Regions from separate parts of the Mus musculus genome. Here region 1 is linked to region 2. A link is a loop called in an ENCODE intact Hi-C map of the cell type or tissue named here. Cell type or tissue: gastrocnemius. All regions are shown on one strand.

Region 1 (2,500 bases), 410 kb before region 2:
AATCAATGCTCCTACCTCAGGGAGGTGAGATGAGAAGCAAGAAGAGAAGAGGAGGAGCCATCTCTCTTCCCTATCCTCAGCGGTGGGGTACAGCGACAGGGATACACTCTGCACATGGAACACACTGAGGGAAATGTTCATTGCAGAACCCAGATGCCAACGTGGAGAAGAGACGGAGTGCTTCCAGCAGCTGCATCTGGCTGTTTGGCACGCTCTCTGCACGGTGGTGCTTGTCCTGCCCCCCCCCCCTTCACCCCCAATCTGCATTTCCACAGCTATGCCAGTTACCTGCTAACTTCATTTCAGCTTCCCTTATGACACACAGCTTGCTACATATGTAAAGTTACTGCCATAGTTTCTGTTTTCAAACTTCTGTGGACCATTCTAAAGGAAGCCATATCAAGACCCTTTCAGCTACCAAGACCTAAAGAAAAAAGAAGAGAAGAGAAGAGAAGAGAAGAGAAGAGAAGAGAAGAGAAGAGAAGAGAAGAGAAGAGATTCTTTATCCTGGACCCCTTGCATCCAAGCATCCCAATCAGATGCACATGGAATGATTTTGAAAATCAGGAGAAAAGTCTGCTTTATCCCAAGTAAGCATGTTTTTCCTGTATGTGAGGGGCAGAGTGCAAAGGGTTAATCCCAAGGCTGTACAGCTAGGGAGATCCTAAGTAAATTTAACCTACAAGGAAGTTTTTCTTTTAAATCCTCGCCTTTAGCAGAGCCTTTTTTTTTTCCACATCCAAAAAAAGTAAGACACCTTCCATGGGTTTCCCTCTCCACGTTTTTATAATATACCTTTCAGCAAAAGCTTTTACAATGATATTAAACATTAACTCTAGATGGGTTAATCCCAAGACATGGCAACAGCCTTAAGGTTAATAGTCCTTTTAATTAAAGGATAAGTCAGTTATTGAACACAGAAGCTAATCACAAAAGGATTACCAGTGAAAATGAACATAGTCTATGCAATTAGTCTGATAATTAAGTCTTAAGTACTGGACAGAGATCAAAGTGCCTGTAATACGCAATAAAGTTCCAAGAGTTGTAAGGATATTCAAAATGTTAGCTTGTGCTTTATTGCACCTTTCATTTATCATGTACCCATGATAGCAGCAAACACGTTTCCCCCATGGATGTCAGCATGGATAACTGCAACAGCTGTTACTACATAAGCCTGGTGTTCCTCACAATATGATTACTCTGTCAACGACGGCCGTAAAAGGTGGCATCTGCATTCATCAAACAGAGTTATCAATAAATGTAAAGCCATACAACAATTAGAGATCTCAAAGGAAGAACAAATCCAAATAGAAAAAAATGCCAACCACACTCTTTAATTACCAAAATTGTTAATCAATAAAATGTGCTCATAACTTTTAATTAAATTTTTATTTGAACTGGATGTTTGGAGAATCAGATTCTTTGTTTTCATTACATTTAACAGTTGCATTAGAAAAATCCTGGTGGCGGCTGAAAGGCCATTCCCTGGGGAACACTTTGTATCTGTAATTGCATATTCTCACCTACAGAGGGTGTTAAGAATCCTTGTAAAGAAAAGGAGAACAAGGAAACATCTCACAGTAGCGATTATTACAGAGCAAATTACTAGGTAGAGCAATCCAGGAGCTGTCAAGAAAGGTTAGCAAAAAGGAGTGTGAAGAAATCAACCATTCAGCAATTCATCATGGGCCAAAATCAGCTCTGAAGTTAAACCAAAGGGAAGGGCATTGGTTTTCTGAAGTCAAGACTCCCTCTGTTTATAGCAACAAATAAAGATTATAGGTTACTGGTGATGGATAAGAAGATGCAATGACAAGGGAAAAATCAATTACTTTAATCATACTGATGACACTCAGGCACGAGATGATGAGAATAACTAGTTATAATTCCCAAACTGTTTCTGTATACAGTACCATTACTTTACTTTTAAGGTGCGTTGATAAGCATCCGGGTGATTCACATAACCTGTCCCAGAAGTTGGCTGAAAGAAACCCCATACAGAAGTCTCAGTCTCTTCAGGCTGAATGCAACCTTCCCTGTTACACTTTGAAACAATCTCTTTTTTGATTTGTGGAAGAAGAAGAAGAAGAAGAAAGAAGAAGAAGAAGAAGAAGAAGAAGAAGAAGAAGAAGAAGAAGAAGAAGAAGAAGAAGAAGAAGAAGAAGAAGAAGAAGAAGAAACTAGATCTTGACTTTCCTTCTCACCTGGCTTTCCTCTAGGCTGTCACCCTCAGCTCCAGGCCACAGGAGCAAACCACCCACATCTCCTGATGCTGACCGCACTGGTGATGTAAGCGGAAAGTTGTCCATTTGTATTTTTGAGGGTTGATAGTTGAAGAATGAAGAATTCATTTAGAGGTTCATTCTAGGGCTTTCCTTAAACGTACATTGATTTCCTAAATTCCTGTCTGAGATAAGAGTGTGAATGGTAGCCACCCACCTACCCTCTCAGGGTTCCAGCAAGGGCCACTGATAGGACTTGTAACTCCAGCATAGTGACC
Region 2 (2,500 bases):
ACACATCACAGGTAACTGATAAATTATTTCTCTGGCGGAGAAATGAGCCAATTCAAGCCAGATTAGCGATATTTATAAAGGCAGGTTTATTGGGAAACTGCACACAGGAGAGATCACTGGTTCCAAGAAATGAGGCCAAGTCGCCATGGAGAGGGAGACAGAGGGGGTGGGGGGAGTGGAGGAGGGAGGAAGAGAAAGAGAGAAAGCTCGCACAGAGAAAGGGAGAAAAGAGAGAAGGGCGGAGAGCGGAATGTCTGATTCATAAAGGGAAGAGCCTCTGGGGGGAGGGGAAGCCCAACCTCTGGGCTGGGAAGTTTAGAGTAGAGGGCATGCTTTGCCAGGTAGGTACTGAGGGATGCTGGGAGAACCCGGAAGCCAGGTCCACTTTGGTATGTTAAATATTCAGCCCAGTTTCTTGTTCTGGGTCTGAATCCCAACAGTAACACCACTCCGCTGAGGAGAGCGAAAAGGGAGACGTCAGGACTCTCTCCCTGACTCAGGGATGATGTCCTCTTCCGCTCTCAGAAAGGGAGAGCTTGTAACTAGATAGGACCGCCATGCCTACTGCTGTGAACCACAGCTCCAAGACTCAGAGGCCGCGAAAGAATCGAAGAATCTGGCTTGTGTCTCATAGGAAGCACTGTGTGATCCATTTGATCACAAAACTATCAACTTGAAGTGCATGGTTCAGAGCTTGTCTGTGTGTTTGGGGGTGGAGGTGAGTCTGATAGCACAGCACATACCTGTAAATATAAACACTCAGGGAATGAGGCCGGGGAATTGCAGATTAGCTTGGAGCATATAGAAAGACCCTGTCTGACAACAAAAATTCCAAACAATAACAAAATAGAATTTAAAAGTCCGAGCATTTCCGACAGACCAAGATAAAGGCAGATTCCTGGATAAGATTTGTCGGCCTTGGGAAAAAAAAAAAAACAAACCGTCAAATTCATTGCAGCCAGCTCTCCGACTGTTCAGTTCCTCCGGACTTCATGCCGCACAATGTCAGGAGCTGAGCTGGACTTTTGCTGAGACCCTTCTGAGGGGAGTCCTAGGCTGGCTTGCTTGGTGTTTCCGCTTGTGGATAGCAAAAGGCTTCAGAGCCCCGCGGGGGGGGGGGGGGGGGGCGGCCCTTTCAGAGAGGGCTCTGCGGCTGGATCACCACTTCAATGACCGTCTGTTGCCACCTGCTGGCCGCTGGGCTGCTGCACAGCACTGCACAAGGATGTTTCACGGGTTGAGGGGCGGGGGTGGGGGTGGGGGCTCCTAGGAGCCCCAAATGTGGTGGCACAGGACTTTTATCCCAGAAGTAGGTGAGTTCAAGTTCAGTCTTGTCTGCATAGCTAGTTCCAGGCTAGGCAGGGACCCCGTCTCAGTTAAAATAAAATTAAAATTCGGGTGGGACATAGGCAGCACTAATTAGGTTGGGTTGTAATTTTGTTTAAAAGAATAGGATGTGAATTTGGGAAGAGGATGGGCACAGGAGGAGTTGAGGGTGGGGGTTGGAAGTAGGTGTAACCTAAATACATTGTATACATACATGAAATTATGTAACAATATAATATAAAAATCTAATAAAGAATAAACTTTGTAATATGTGAATGGGGATAGAAGTGACAGATCCACTGTAATCCGTTCATCAAACCATGAAACTCAGTGAAACTCAGCTTTTGATTGCTTCTGTATCATGTCGTTTGATGAGCTTTTATAGATATGTTCTCTTTCATTCATTCACTAGTCAGTCATAAACACTTTGGAGGGACCCAGAATGGCACTGGCGTTATTGATAGAATGAGGGTCACATTCTCATTGTTGCCTCAAATAAAAGCAAGCAGTACAATCTATCCTAGTCTATTATTATTTTGATACAGGTCTGACAATAGCCTGGGCTGACCTGGAACCAGTAATCCTCTTGCCTCAGCCTCTGCAGTGGTGGGATTCCAGGCTGAGCTACCACACCCTGCCACTCTACTCTTGAATTATAATTTACTTCCACTTACCCCTCAGCAACAACGACTTACTGACTCTCCATCCTCCACAGGCTGAAGCAACAACCAAGAGCAAAGAGACCCAGGCATGACTCTTGTCACTGTAAAGTCCAGTAGAAGAGACAGATGTTGATCAACTGCAGAATTGACATCACAGTGCAATGTGGTAGGGTCAAAGGAACAGTTCCAATAAAAGGGGCCTCAGAGACCTCCTAAGTTCTAGATAGAGACTCAGGCTATTTGGTATGCACTGAAGTTACTTAAGCACTTCTGCCTTGGGGGGAGTGTAACCCAGTGGGCTGATCTGTATGTATAAAGATTCTCACCGCATGATTTTTTTATACAAGCTAATGCACACGGAGATATAAAGAAAGCTGCCCAAGTATCCAAAGATAAGAGTTGCTTAAGCAAATTATGGTATACTAAAAAAAAAAAAAAATCTAGAGCCACTGGATACGTCTCTTTTCTTCCTGCTCTTGGCTACACACTCACTGTTACTGGATCATTGTGAT

What was found. A loop is a pair of places that touch in the nucleus more often than their neighbours do. Peaks named below come from ENCODE experiments on the same cell type or tissue, not always from the same donor. Only the 100,000 strongest peaks of a DNase experiment are listed, where the experiment ranks them.
Region 1: a loop joins it to region 2, with 2.5 times the contacts of the local background. A loop is called at or near these places in 11 of 42 quality-filtered maps.

What each region holds. Positions count from the first base shown.
Region 1 is chr2:73,997,778-74,000,277 of GRCm38, reverse strand. No RefSeq gene overlaps it. Among named protein-coding and RNA genes, the nearest start is that of Gm31472, 21 kb to the right of the region's middle. In gastrocnemius, a CTCF peak has its summit at 1,515; a DNase peak (open chromatin) is centred at 1,545.
Region 2 is chr2:73,583,449-73,585,948 of GRCm38, reverse strand. Chrna1os (cholinergic receptor, nicotinic, alpha polypeptide 1 (muscle), opposite strand) reads right to left here and starts at 1,089. Exons shown (of 2, transcript NR_153820.1): 1 at 942-1,089. In gastrocnemius, a CTCF peak has its summit at 1,200 (motif pointing left); DNase peaks (open chromatin) are centred at 210, 551 and 1,185; H3K4me3 peaks cover 1,259 bases; H3K27ac peaks cover 1,085 bases.